Regions from separate parts of the Homo sapiens genome. Here regions 2 and 3 are each linked to region 1. A link is an interaction called in ENCODE POLR2A ChIA-PET data of the cell type or tissue named here. Cell type or tissue: PC-3. All regions are shown on one strand. Region 1 overlaps HHAT (hedgehog acyltransferase). Region 2 overlaps RCOR3 (REST corepressor 3). Region 3 has its middle 20 kb from the start of SLC30A1.

Evidence for each region. Peaks named below come from ENCODE experiments on the same cell type or tissue, not always from the same donor. Only the 100,000 strongest peaks of a DNase experiment are listed, where the experiment ranks them.
Region 2: POLR2A ChIA-PET joins it to region 1 with 7 read pairs; 1 of 35 experiments calls an interaction of 5 or more read pairs at or near these places.
Region 3: POLR2A ChIA-PET joins it to region 1 with 6 read pairs; 2 of 35 experiments call an interaction of 5 or more read pairs at or near these places.

Annotation. Positions count from the first base shown.
Region 1 is chr1:210,382,492-210,387,491 of GRCh38, forward strand. It overlaps HHAT (hedgehog acyltransferase), which reads left to right. Exons shown (of 12, transcript NM_018194.6): 4 at 4,977-5,000. Among named protein-coding and RNA genes, the nearest start is that of HHAT, 56 kb to the left of the region's middle. In PC-3, no CTCF peak of the experiment used is centred here; a DNase peak (open chromatin) is centred at 2,310.
Region 2 is chr1:211,280,148-211,285,147 of GRCh38, forward strand. The region is part of intron 7 of RCOR3 (REST corepressor 3); the gene reads left to right. Among named protein-coding and RNA genes, the nearest start is that of RCOR3, 23 kb to the left of the region's middle. In PC-3, no CTCF peak of the experiment used is centred here; no DNase peak of the experiment used is centred here; H3K27ac peaks cover 682 bases.
Region 3 is chr1:211,556,362-211,561,361 of GRCh38, forward strand. No RefSeq gene overlaps it. Among named protein-coding and RNA genes, the nearest start is that of SLC30A1, 20 kb to the right of the region's middle. In PC-3, no CTCF peak of the experiment used is centred here; no DNase peak of the experiment used is centred here.

The DNA of each region.
Region 1 (5,000 bases):
TTGCTGAATGTTGGGCATCTAGGAGACAGATTTAAGTCAAGGTTCTTGCTCTCAGAGAGATCCATTTTTCCCTCCAGAGAGAAAATACAGGAATAAAAGTGATATAATAAATATGCCATAATAAAAGTTCTAGAATTGAGATGTGGATGACGGAGAAGGGAGTGCAATGAGGTCCACCTGGGGAGGTAGGTATGGGAAAGCTTCACTCTGGAGCTGACATTTGAATTGTACCATTTAGTGAGTATTTTGTGCATGTCACTGGGCTGGCTTTGTGGTTACGGGGCATAAATGAGGTGCACTCTAGGTTGGAGATTGCCTAGTCAAATAGTGTTGTGGGGCAAAGGGGTGGGAAGGGCAGAAAGTCCAGGTACAGGGACAAGCATGAGTAGAAACATCTCAGAAAAGGGTTTCCTCCTTGGCTTCAGACAGGCCTAGGTTTGAAACCCGGCTCTGCCCCTTACTAGGTTTGGATAAATAATCTGCTTTCTCTGACCTCCAGTTAACTCATTTGTAACACGGAGTTAGACAGAACTACTCAAAAAAGAAAAAAGAAAAAGTGAGCTTCAGGCCGGGCACGGTGGCTTATGCCTGTAATCCCAGCACTTTGGGAGGCTGAGGCTGGTGGATCTCTTGAGGTCAGGAGTTCGAGACCAGCCTGGACAATGTGGTGAAACCCCGTATCTACTAAAACTACAAAAATTAGCCAGGTGTGGTGGTATGCACCTGTAGTCCCAGCTACTTGGGAGGCTGAGGCACGAGAATCACTTGAGCCTGGGAGGCAGAGATTGCAGTGAGCCGAGGTTGTGCTATTGCACTCCGGCCTGGGCAGCAGAGCGAGACTGTCTCAAAAAAGAGCTTCAAATCACTGACGAAATAAAAAGAAAAAAACCCAAAACTTATTTATTTCAGCTACATGACATCCTGGAAAAAGTAAAATATGGAGACAGTAAAAAGATCATTGTTTGCCAGGGATTGAGGGGAGCAGGGCCAGGGTGGGAGGGATGAAGAGGTAGAGTACAGAGGATTTTTAGGGCAGTGAAACTATTTCATATGATATGATAATGGTGGATATGTGTTTTTATACATCTGTCCAAACCCATAGAATATGCAACATCAAGAGTGAACCCGAATATAAACCATGGACTTTGGGGTATCAATGTAGGTTCACCAGTTGGAACAAATATATTACTGTGGTGGGAGATGCTGATGGAGAGGGGTTAAGGGGTCTATGGGAATTCTCTGTACATTGTGCTTAATTCTTCTGTGAACTGAAAACTCTCTAAAAGATAAGGTCTGTTAAACAAATTGAGCTACTTTAAAGATTGTTATGAGGCTGTAATTAGAAAACACATACTCGAGTGTTCATCAGTGACTGGGAAGAAAGGACAGGTCTGTCAGTTTCACTGACATATGAAGTTGAGTTGCAGCACTGTTACCCCTCTCATTCTGCAGTGGGTTTTTGGTGTGTCTTCATTGTGGGGTGTGGTGGTCTTGGTGCTGGGGGTCTTCCTATTTAGACTTTGAGCTCCTCATGGTGCCTAGAGCAGAACTCTGCTGTGGGTAGGAAAAGAGGCAGTTACAAACACTAGGCCCAGACCCTTTCCTTTGTTAAGAAAGGAAAAAGTGTTTTGCTAGGACGTTAGAGTTACTATTTAAGAAACCCAGAACAATCATGTCTCTCAGAGTCCTTAGTATTACCTGGTAGCAGAATGTAAGCCTCAGAATAAACAACCACATTTGTTAACTTGTTCAGTGAATTCCGAAGTCTGGGTGCCCAGAGCTTTGAACGGTGAACGGGAGGATGACTGCTCTGTTGGTGAGTGTTAGGTAGCAGCTTCGGAGTATGTGCCCTCCCTGCCTGGGAATGGTACGGGGCGGGCTGAGCTGTTAAGGATTCTGTGAGTTTATGAACATTCAGCTGTAGGAAGGCATAATCAGTCATGTAGATTGGTCCCCAGGCTGGTAGTATCACATCACCTGGAAGCTTGTTAGAAATATAGAATCCCAGGCCCCACCCTTGATTGACTGCATCAGAATCTGCATTTTAGCAAGATGCATAGGTGGCTTGTGTCCACTTTGAGGTTGGATGTGGGTGACTTCTCCTTGGAGTACAGCCTCCCTGCTTCCATGGAGAAGCCTGCCTAGTTCTGCCTGGCTGAGATTTAGCTCCAGTTTATATCTGACCCCCTTAGAGTGCCAAAGAAGAGGTTCCTAATTGACTAATAACCATGGAGGCAAGAAAGAAAATGGGGGAAGGGACAGATCATGATGTTGTTCCTGATTTCAGGCTTTCATGTTTGCCTTGAAATGTGTGACTGAGCTCAGAGTCTATAAAGCTTTTGCTTCAAGAAGCAGTGAGTCAATATTTTTCTTACCCAAATCATTAAACATCATCTTGACCTATTCATTGGCCCAGCTTTTCTGTTTGGTCATTTCCCTTAGGTAACTTTTTTAAATAGGGAAGAATAGACATGAGAGAGACATTTTTATTTCCTTTAAATGAATGTTTTCTGTGATAATTAGAGGTGAAAGGCCATGTGTAATTTTTGTTGATGGGATTTTACCAGCAGAGTTTTCAGGAGTCCTGGACTTTCTGGTGGAACAGAAAGTCTTATATGTTTTGTTGTATTATATCCTTTTTTCCACCCTAAAAAATTAAACTTGGAGAAGTTTCGAGGCATAGGTAAGCTTGGGGTCATGAATTCTAAATGTAATTCTAAGTGTTCAAAAATGTTGTATTTAAAAAGCTCATATGTTTTTCTTTTTTTTTTTTTTTCTTTTTGAGTTTGTATTAAAAAAGTGTCTTGGCTTTTGTGTCTTTTAGCTGTATCCCTGTTATAAAAGTGGTATTTTACTAGCATGGCCTCATCACATGACCTTTGAACTTATTTACATTTGTTTAGTTAATTGACTCTTGGCTAATTTGGAAATCTCTAGATGGGGAAATAAGCTGTGGATCAGGGATCAGGAGCCAGGTTAAAGCTTTGAGTTCTCTGCTGTGCTGCCTGGCTGTGTGTTTGTGGGCATGTCCCAGACTCTGGTGTAGTCATCTCTAAATGGAAGCAATTCAACTACATACATGATTTCCAGCAAGGGACAGGGGCTTTATGAGCAGGTCATGTATCAGGATCTGGGGTGTGGGGAGCATGTGTAATCTGAGAATGCGCAGTATTGTATTTCCTTATTTGAAGAAATGGGAAAACTTTTTTAAAATGAGTGGCACAAAGTAAAGCATGATACGGTCTTGGCTGGTGGTTTACAAGGGATGGGAAGCACATGGGTCTAGCAGTTAGTAGCGGGTACTGCTGTTTAATAGCACTGTGTGCTGCTACAAACTTTTAATGTACATATGCTCTTATTTAAGCCTCAAAAATCCCTGTAAGGTAAGTACTATTGTCATATGAAGAAACAGAACAGAAAGGTTAAGAATCATGTTCAAGGTCATCACAGCAAGTGTGTGAGTAGATCTGGGCTCTGGACCCAAAACAAGCCTCCAGTCTTAGCTACCTTGCACTCATAGTCTGTTATGAATCAAGATCAATTTTATATGTATCTTACCTTCTGCAAAAAAGAGTTTTATTTGTGTGCAACTGGTATGACATTACCCCACAATCTTAGGTACACCAAAAAAATCACACTTTTCTTCAAATCCAATTAAGAGAGGCTTCAAGTTCCACTTGCAGAGATTGGTGAGGAGTTCAATATCAGTGGTCATTGCAGGAGTCCTTTTCTTTTTTTCTTTTTTTTTTTTTTTTTTTTTTTTTTGAGACAGAGTCTCGCTCTGTCGCCCAGGCTGGAGTGCAGTGGCGGGATTTCGGCTCACTGCAAGCTCCGCCTCCCGGGTTCACGCCATTCTCCTGCCTCAGCCTCCCAAGTAGCTGGGACTACAGGCGCCCGCCACTACGCCCGGCTAATTTTTTGTATTTTTAGTAGAGACGGGGTTTCACCGTTTTAGCCGGGATGGTCTCGATCTCCTGACCTCGTGATCCGCCCGCCTCGGCCTCCCAAAGTGCTGGGATTACAGGCGTGAGCCACCGCGCCCGGCCTGCAGGAGTCCTTTTCCAGGCACACATTTTGCTTAGAAAATTCTGAGACCTCAAATCCCCCTCCATCCTGGTAGTGCTGAACTGTTCACTGGCCAAGCCTGCATTGCCTGTTTCAGGGTGACCGATGACAGTGTGCATCTCTCCACGCTCCTCTTGGCCTCCGTGGTCCTTTCTGGGGCTCCTGAGGCCATGACTTTGAGGTGCTGGTTCCTAAGCGTCCACATGTCCACTGTTGTCAGAGGTTTCTACCTTCTCCTCCTGGGGAGCTTCATAGATGTGGAACCTGGTACTGATGCAGACACAGAATGCCACATGGACACAGAGCTTCTTGGGGGGAAGGGAAGTGTACCTTTCATTCCTTCATTATAAATTTATATGAACTTAGTTAATTTCTCTGACAAATTATTCTGTCTGTAAATGGCAACAAGACTCAGAATAACTGACTTTAAGCCATTTTATTAGTGTCCAGTTTACATTTCTCAGTGAAAATATCTAGTTGTCTAAACTGGGATAGCCTCAATTCATTACTTGTACTATCCCTGTGAACTTGGGTAAATGAATTGAGTTCCTTACGTCTCTGTTTCATGTTTTGCAAAATGGAAATAATAATAGCATCTATACTACAGAGGGCCCTGGGAGATCAGCTGTAACAAAGACACTGAGTTGTAGAAAGTCCGAGGTGCATTTGGGGAATGGCAATGGCAATCATTCCGGTTAGGTTGGTGCAAAAGTAATTGCAGTTTTTGCCATTACTAATAGCAAGCTGGAGGGGAGTGTACAGGTGGGTGGGGAAAGGCTAGAAGTGTGTAAATCCTCTTTTACAGAGTTTGGACTCACACTGGCCTTCTTTCCAGTTTTATTAACTGGAGTTTGTGTTCTGACTCAGACGTGTACTGAAATCCCTCTGATAAACTATTTTGTCCTATTTAGGATGCGACCGACTTTGAGTGGAGC
Region 2 (5,000 bases), 900 kb after region 1:
TTTATCTGGGCAGCTGTTTTGAACATTCTTCCCTTCCTACACATTGCCTAATACCCCTCCACCCCTAAAAACACTTGGCAGATAACTTCATCCATGTCACAGAGAAAGTGTCAGACAGAAGCTCCCTTAAATTCCAGCCCTTCCTCTAACCTCTGTGCTACCATACTGGCCTTTCCACCGTGGTATATTAGTACTTAGAACATATTACAGTTACTGTATTTTGCCCACTAAGCTGCTAACTCTTTGAAGTCAGGGACTGAGTTATTCATTTGTATCCCCTAACACTTTGCACAGTACCTGGTATATGGCAAATATTCAATAAATGTTGATTCAATAAATCATTGTTGAATGAACAGTCTTGGGCCTTAATATCCCTCTCTCACAGTAAGAAGGATCTTCTTTCTTTTCCTATACAATTTCATTGCTTGTGTGATCCTATCCATCCCTTCGTATCTACTCTTTCTCCACCAGTTATCCTTTGTCTTTCGCATATTTTCAACCTTTCAGTGCAGCCAAAAAGTATGTTCAAGTCTTCCATTTAAAAGCGTTTCTCTGGCCGGGCTCAGTGGCTCACGCCTGTAATCCTGGCACTTCGGGAGGCCAAGGCAGGCAGATCACCTGAGGTCAGGAGTTCAAGACCAGCCTGACCAACATGGAGAAACCCCGTCTCTACTAAAAATACAAAATTAGCCGGGGCGTGGTGGCACATGCCTGTAATCCCAGCTACTCGGGAGGTCGAGGCAGGAGAATTGCTTGAACCCAGGAGGCGGAGGTTGCAGTGAGCTGAGATTCCAACATTGCACTCCAGCCTGGGTAACAAGAGCGAAACTCCATCTCAAAAAAAAAAAAAAAAAGGCATATGTCTTAACCACTCTAGAAAACAAATCATCCTTCTTAGCACTACGTCACTTTTGAGTTTGCTTTAGTCAGGCAGCTTCTGTCCCACCACTTCACTGAAACTGCTGACAGGTTACCAGTAATTTCCTAAATGCCACATCCAGTGATCAGTTGTATTCTGCTTGTGCTTTCTGTATCAAATTACTGACTGCTCCCTTCCTGAAAAGCTGTCTTTGACTTTCGTAATGCCATTCTGATTCCCATCTACCTTTTTAACCATTGTGTCTCAATTTTAGTGGCATCTTTTTCTTACTCTATTCCTTTTATCATTATTCTTTTTAATTCTGTCTCTCAAAAAACTGTGAGATTTGATCTCTCTGTTCTTCTCTGTGTGACTGCCTTCTTCTTAGGTTCTCGTCTCCTCTGAATTATCCTAACAGTTTTCTCTCCGATTATCTCCGTGCCTCCCTTTCCAGGTTCTCCACACCACCCTTTCCAGTCCATTGACTGCCCTGTTGCCAAAGCAATCCTTTGTAAAGTTGCTGATTCACTGCTTGCAATCCTTACATGGTGTCGTCTGTAGGATAAAACACAAACTCTCCAGTTAGGCATTCCTTACCCTTCCCCATTTATTTCAGATTACTAACAGTGTTTTAGATATGTCGTTTAGTTCCCTGGCTTTTGTCCTATGATTATGTTGGTCCCTTTTTTTCTGGAATTCCTTTCTTCCCAAATCTGCCTAGGAAATTCCTCACAACTCTACAAGATGTAGCTTCTCTATGAAATCTTGTGCCTTATCTTGAATTGACAACCTCCTTATTTCTCCTTAAATCTGTTGCAGTACTAATTCTACTGAGTGGTACTTGTTTACTCATAGTTTCCCCTCCCTGCCTTCCTGCGTGGTGAGCTCTTTAAGAGCAAGAATATATTTTAACTATTTTCCACTCCCAGGGACTGATGCATAGTAAGCATTTAGTAAAATTTTAATGAATGAGAATACATGCTATATGCTCTTAATTGTGATATAAACCTGAAAACTTAAGAATTTGCTACCTAGAAAATATATGTATGTATATATGTATGTGTATATATGTATGTATATATATGGAATATATAGTTTTGCCCAACTATGCAAGATGATGCATACTCATTTGGTCTTTTGTTTGCTTATGATCTCATCTTACCAGAAAATAATATGAGGGGAGTATAAGTTAAAAAGTTTTAAGAGGATACTGCAGAGGTGTGGTCCAAGACTAGCACTATGTGTCAGCAGCTTCATTCATTTCTCTGCTCATTCCAAACAATAAGGATACCAGGCAGGGAAAGAAACTACATTATTGCTTTTAATATAGATCTTTGTAGCTGCTTCTGCATGTTGTTAACATATTACATAGAAAGTTTTAATTTTAACTTTTAAAAGTTGTGAACTATTTAAAGAAAAATAATAGATACCAGTGTATCTACCACTGAGCTGAAGAAACAGAAGTCCTGTTTGTGTTTCCTCAATTGGATATTCTTGTTTTTTTTTTTTTTTTGAGAGGGAGTCTCACTCTGTCGCCCAGGCTGGAGTGCAGTGGCACGATCTCGGCTCACTGCAACCTCCACCTGGGCTCAAGCAATTCTCCTGCCTCAGCCTCCCGAGTAGCTGGGACTACAGGCATGCGTCACCATGCCTGGCTAATTTTTGTATTTTTAGTAGAAATGGGGTTTCGCCATGTTGGCTAGGCTGGTCTAGAACTCCTGACCTCAGGTGATCCACCTGCCTCAGCTTCCCAGAGTGCTGGGATTACAGGCGTGAGCCACCGTGCCCGGCCTCAATTGCATAGTCTCACCTTCTCTCTAGAGGGAACCACTATAATGAAATTTCTAAATTATTCACTTCTTTCTTTATAGTTTTATCACATATATATAATCACATATGATGATATGATTATCATTTAGTTTCATTTATTTCATACTTTATTTAATTGGAATCATATTGTATGTATTCTTCAGTACTTGCCTTTTGTTATTATTTTTGCGATTCATTTTTATTGCTATATTATAGTGTTCCATTGTATACATATACTGCAACTTATTCACTCTCCAATTAATAAACTTAATTTCCAGCTTTTTATTACGGACACTGCTGATATGAACATGTTCTGGATACACATGTCTGAGAGTTCCTTTGGTACAATAGTTCTCAGCTAGGTTTAGCACTGACCCCATAGGGGACATTTAGAAATTATGGAGGTGTTTTCATTGTTAACAGTGATTGTGGGGCATTTCAGTTGTCGAGTGGGCAGGAGAAAGGGGTGACAACTATACTGAAGTGCAAAGCACAGATTGTTTCACCAAAATGCCAACAGTGATTTACTGAGTAACAGGGTCCCAGGATTCTTTGGAATGGAGTCACTCTATTTTAGGGAATAGCCACATTAAACTTTCCTAGGTAATGGCATAATTGTTTTCTATAGCTGATATACCTCCACTAGACTGTGAGAATACCCATTGTATACTTCCTTGCCAATGCTTGATCAGACTTTTAAAATGTTCCAAATCTGGCAATATGAGAAGGCATTTCATTGTGTCCTCAGTTTCATTCATCAGGTAACTACTGAGGCTGAATGTTTTTCTATCTGTTTATTAGCTGTTGTTATATGTTTCGTTCGTGGAGGTTTTTGTTTTGTTTTTTTAGAGACAGAATCTTGCTTATTGCCCAAGCTAGTGTGCAGTTGTGTGATCATAGCCACTGCAGCCTCAAACTTCTGGGCTCAAATGATCCGCCTGCTTCATGCTCCCAAGTAGCTGGGATTGCAGACGTGAGCCAGCATGCCTGGCTTGTATTTTTTTTTTTTTTCACCCATTTTTCCACTGCGTATTTGTCTTTTTCTTAAAGACTGAATATAAAAAGTTTTTTCTTATTGAATTCTTTGTATATTCTGGATACGAGTCCTTTGGTTAACAGCAAATATCTTTTGCCAGTTTGTGGTTTGTGTTTTTACTCTCTACAGGGAAGTAAACAGCTATTTCATCAAAAGCATATAAATTTTAAATTTATTATTTATTTATTTTATTTTATTTTATTTATTTATTTATTTTTTTGAGATGGAGTCTCGCTCTGTCGCCCAGGCTGGAGTGCAGTGGCGGGATCTCGGCTCGCTGCAAGCCCTACCTGCCGTGTTCACGCCATTCTCCTACCTCAGCCTCCTGAGTAACTGGGACTACAAGCGCCTGCCACCACGCCTGGCTAATTGTTTTTTTGTTTGTTTGTTTGTTTGTTTTTTGTATTTTTAGTAGAGACGGTGTTTCACTGTGTTAGTCAGGATGGTCTCGATCTCCTGACCTTGTGATGCATCCGCCTCAGCCTCCCAAAGTGCTGGGATTACAGGCGTGAGCCACTGTGCCCGGCCAATTTTAAATTTAAATTCCAGTATTCTTTTACATTTTCTTTTGAAAATTTTAAACTTTTTCTCTTTTTACATTGAAGTCCTTGCTGTAGCAGTAAATAAGTTCATGTTGTGAGGTAGAGATCCTTTATTTATTTATTTATTTATTTATGTATTTATTTAACAGTTGGGGGTCTTGTTTTGTCACCCAGGCTAGTGTGCCAGTGACACAATCATAGCTCACTTCTGGCACAAATTCCTGGGCTCAAGCCATCCTCTTGCCTCCTAAGTAGCTGGGACTACAGGCATGCACCACCACACCCAGCTAATTTTTTAAAAAACTTTTTGTAGAGATGGGGTCTTGCTACATTGTCCAGACTGGTCTTGAGCTTCTGGGCTCAAGTGATCCTCCCACCTTGGCCTCCCAAAGTGCTGGGATAACAGGTGTGAGCCCTACCATGCCTGGCTATTTATTTTTTAATACGGAATTGAATATCTTTTTCAACTGGTCTGCAATACCAGCTTTATTTTATATGAGGCTTACGCATATGCCTGGCTCTCTATTCTGCTTCTGTTGTCAGTTAAATATTCCTTGCTAATCCCACATTTTTTCAATTACTTATAATAAGCCTCATAAGTCTTGATAGTTGCTAGGGTAAGTTCTGCTATTTGGTGGTTCTTCTTAAGGAGTGTGTACCTTGGTTATTCTTGGACCTTTGCTCTTCATAACTTATTTGTATTACTTTTGATTTCCTATATAGTGATTTATATTACCTGAAAATAATAGCTATT
Region 3 (5,000 bases), 1.2 Mb after region 1:
GGATCCTCCTGCCTTGGCCTCCCAAAGTGGCAGGATTATAGGCATGAGCCACCACGCCTGGCTGTTTCTTTTTATAACGACACTAGTCATATTGGATTAGGGTCCTATACTATGGGTCTCATTTTAACTTAGTCACTTCTGTAAAGACTTATCTCCAAAGACAGTCACATGGATTAGGGACCCAACCTACTCCCCTATGACCTAATTTAACCTTAACTATCTTTTTAAATGTTCTATCTCCAAATATGGTTACATTCTGAGGTGTTGGGTGTCAGGACTTCAACATATGAATTATTGGGGGACAAAAATTCAGCCCATAACACTATTCAGTGAGGGAAAGAACACTCTTTTCAACAAATAGTTTTGGGAAAACTGGATATCCACAGACAAAAGAATGAAGTTGGACCCTTATCTTACGCCACATACAAAAATTAACTCAAAATGGATCAAAGACCTATGTGTAGGAACTAAAAATAAAACTATAAAAGTCTTAGAAGGAAACATAGGGAAAAACCTTTGTGACATTGGATTTGGTGACGATTTCTTATGACACCAAAAGCACAGGCAACCAAAAAAATATATATAACTTGGACTTCATCAAAATTTAACTTACACATCAAAATGCACTGCTATGGTTTGAATGTGTCTCCTCCAAAATTCAGGTGTTGCCAATGTGATGGTATTAAGACATGGGACCTAAGAGGTGAGTAGATCATGAGAGTTCCTCCCTCAGGAATGGGCTTAAGGCCTTTATAAAAGAGGCTTCAGGGCCGGGCGTGGTGGCTCATGCCTGTAATCCCAGCACTTTGGGAGGCCGAGGCGGGTGGATCACCTGAGTTCAGGAGTTTGAGACCAACCTGGCCAACATGGTGAAACCCTGTCTCTACTAAAAATACAAAAATTAGCCGGGCGTGGTAGTGGGCACCTGTAATCCCAGCTGCTCAGGAGCCTGAGGCAGGAGAATCGCTTGAGCCCAGGAGGTAGAGGTTGCAGTGAGATGAGATTATGCCACTGCACTCCAGCCTGGGTGACAGAGCGAGATAACTTCTTAAAAAAAAAAAAAAAAAAAAAAAAGAGGCTTCATACAGCATTGGGCTCTGTCGCCCTTCTGCCTTGGGCCAAGTTCTTCTGATGCACCCCATTCTTCCCTTAACCTACCCTTAGGACCACATGGGAAGTTCTGCATGACCTGAGAAAGAAAAAAATTCAAGTCTGCATAAGGATGGTTCCTCATGGTATGTGGCATTAGCTGGAAGTGGACTGGCTTCCAAAGCATCACAGCTTTTTGCTCAGGGTGGGTTAGAAAAGACAGGAGTTACTGAAACACAGCATTACTCCTCCCCTCTGGAGGACGAGCAACATGGCACCCTCCTGGAAAAAGAGAGCTGCCCTCACCAGACACCAAACCTGGCAGTGCCTTCATTTAGGACTTAGCAGCCTACAGAACTGTAAGAAAATAAATTTCTGTTTTTTATAAATTATCCAGTCTCAGACATTTTGCTATAGCAGCACAAACAGACAAAGACAGGCAATATCAAGAGAATAAAAAGACAACCCAAAGAATGGGAGAAAATATTTGCAAATCATATAGCTGGTAAGGGATTAATGTGCAAATTGTAGAAAGAATTTCTAAAACTCAAACAAAAGACAAACAACTCAATTAAAAAATGGGCAAAGGGCCAGGTGCGGTGGCTCATGACTTTAATCTCAGCCCTCTGGGAGGCCAAGGCAGGAGGATCACGTGAGCCCAGTAGTTGGAGATGGCAAAACCCCGTGTCTACGAAAAATACAAAAAAATTATCCAGTCATGGTGGTGCGTGCTTGAAGTCCCAGCTACCTGAGAGTCTGAGCTGGGAGGATCACCTCAGCCCAGGGAGATCAAGGCTGCAGTGAGCTGTGATCACGCCACTGCAATCCAGCCTGGGCGATAGAGTGAGACCTCATCTGAAAAATAGTGGGCAAAGGACTTGAACAGCATTTCTCTAAAGAAGATATACAAATGTCCAATAAGCACATGAAAAGATACTCAACATCACTAGTCACTAACAAGCTGCAGATCAAAACCACAATGAGATACCACTTCACCCACACATTAAGATGGCTATCAGCTGTGACTCCCTGGATATCCACAGAAGCATTTGATAGGGAGCAAATGATTCTGCAAACACAAAATGCACATGTCAAACCAAACCATGTGAATCTGCATTCTTAAAACACATACAATGCAGATTTTCTTGAAACGGTGATCTCTTTTGCCACATTTAAAACAGATTTCTGGCCAGGTGTGCAGGTTCACACCTGTAGTTCCAGCAGTTTCGGAGTCTGAGGCAGGCAGATCACTTGAGGCCAGGAGTTTGAGACCAGCCCAGGCGACATGGTGAAACCCATCTCTACTAAAAATACAAAACGTTAGCTGGGTGTGGTGGCACATGCCTGTAGTCCCAGCTACTTAGGGGACTGAGGCATGAGAATAGCTTGAACCCGGGAGGCAGAGGTTGCAGAGGGCCAAGATGGCACCACTGCACTCCAGGCCTGGTTGACAGAGCAAGACCCTGTCTCAAGAAAAGAAAAAAAAAAAAAAGAAAGAAAGGAAAGGAAATAAAATGAAACAGGTTTCCGTTCACCGGACTCCATCTGCAAATGACCTCCCTAAGGAATGGCACAAGGAGAATGGGAAGCACTACTGTAACAGCACAAGAAATCAGAAGTTGATTAATTTAACTGGCTTATCTGATATGGCTCCACCCCCACACCCAACCTAGTTCCTCCAATGCATATGGACATCAAGCTGCCCATTTTCAGTTGCGATTCTGGATGTCCACAGACCACAATTTCATCAATATGAAATTCTACTAGCACGCAAGTTCTCAAGAAGGTAAAAATAATCACAGCGATTATCTACTGAGCTTCCACTAAGTGTGGGCTCTGTGCTAGCCACGCCCTCCGCATCACCATACTCTTAGTTGCCTAAGATGTTAAGTGTGAATGTCCTCCTTTTGCAGGTCAGTAACTTGCTCGAAGTAGCGTAACTCATAAATGCCAGGGTGAGCACTTAAATCAGTTCTCTGGTTCCAAAGTCCCTGTTCTCACTCGCTGCATTCAGCAGGCTCTCATTTTTCCAGGAAGGCAAAAATCAAGCTGGAAGATCCCCACTCCTGGGATCAAAGCATTTGCTCAAAGCTCCACGAGTCCAGGAAGTGATATATTGACATCAAGGTCAGGCTTTGAGAAATAGCCCCTTCTATTACCCTGCAGAGCATCCGAGGGATGTGGAAAACCTTGAGGCTAGAGCTTGTCAACCCACAGAATGCACTGAGTTATAAGGGCAATTGCCATCATTACACAACAAATCAGAACTTCACAAAGCCAGCCCTGCTCCTCGGGGTTGCTTCAACCCCAGGCATTAGTGACCCAGCAAAGGACTGGTGCCTGCTTAAGGGGAAGCCCAAATGTTAGAAATATTTGCTTTGGGCAAGAGAGAGTCTTCACAGTCTAATCAAAAGATGAAGAAATTGTTTCCAGAAACTCAGACTTTCCTCCAGGGCATCTCCTTCTGTCCTGCAAGAGCTGATTGGCTCCCACTCCAGGGCCTTTGCCCCTGCTATTCTCTCTGCCTGGAAGGCTCTTACCCCAGAAATCTGAGGAGTGTGCCTCCCCACTTTAGCTCTCTACTCAAATGTCTCTTTCTTATTCATTGAGGCTTTCCTGGATATTATATCTAAAATGATAACAACCCATCCCCATCCACATACACTCACTTATTCTCTTTCCCTGCTTTATTTTTTTTTCTCCTTAGAATTTATCACTATCAAATCTAATCTACATTTCACTTCTTTATCTTATTATCTCTATACCCTACTAGAATGTACATTTCACAAAGGCAGGGATTTTTGTCTGTGTTCACTGCTTTTTCTCCTAACACTTAGAACAGTGCCTGTCGCCTAATAGGGGTTCAATAAATATTTGGTGAATGCATAAATCAATCTGTGCTTCAGAGGAGAGCAGTGACATCCTGGAAAACTCCCTCAAGGTTTAATTGTGGCATGAAGGGAAACATCAAGAGATTTTGAAGCCTGGATTTGCATCTAGGCCTAGCCAGGTGAATAATACTTAATCTCACTAGGCCTCATTTTGTGGTTGGTTAGGAGAAAATAATATTTGCCTCCTGGGATTATAGTGGAGGGACCATTAATAATATTTCTAGGGAAAGGAAATGGGGAAAATGCTTGTGACATTTCCATGGAAGCAATAAGAGAATTTTGTTACCATGTGTGGGTCAAAATTTATTGAGCATTTATTTAATACTGGGTCCCATGCCAAGACCGTACATGCATTTCTTCAATCCTTATGACAATCTTGTGTAGCATGTACGTGATCTCTTTAGGGATATTTATCAAAGTGATTTGCCCAGGGTGATAAAGTTAGAAAGCAGGACAGGACTCCTAACCTAATCTGTCTCTAAAATCCGTGCCCTAACCACCGCACCAGATGTAGAGTTAACTTGTGTGCATAAAATGCTGGACCCTGGGAAAGTGGTGCTCTACCAATGTCCCTTTACTTTCCCTCCCAGCCTTCAGCCAAGTGGCTTCTGACCAATAATACCAAGGTGCTGCCCCTGCCACTGAAAAAGACAAGGGGCAACCAGGAGCCCTATGGATGACCACCTCCTTTACCCCTCCCTGCCTGGTGACTTGCTGTAGCCTTCAGCATTAAGGTATACTTTCATCACCCCACCCCTACCCAAGGTACCAGTACTGGGTATCTTGTCACTTTTCTGGGATTTTGCTTGTTTGTTTGTTTGTTTGTTTTGCTGTTGTTGTTGTTTTGAGACAGGGTCTCACTCTGTCACCCAGGCTGGAGTGCAGTGGCACAATCGTGTCTTACTGCAGCCTCCACTTTCTAGGTTCAAGTGATCCTCCTGCCTCAGCCTCCTGAGTAGCTGGGACTACAGGTATGCACCACCACACCCAGCTAATTTTTGGTTTTTTTTTTTTCGTAGA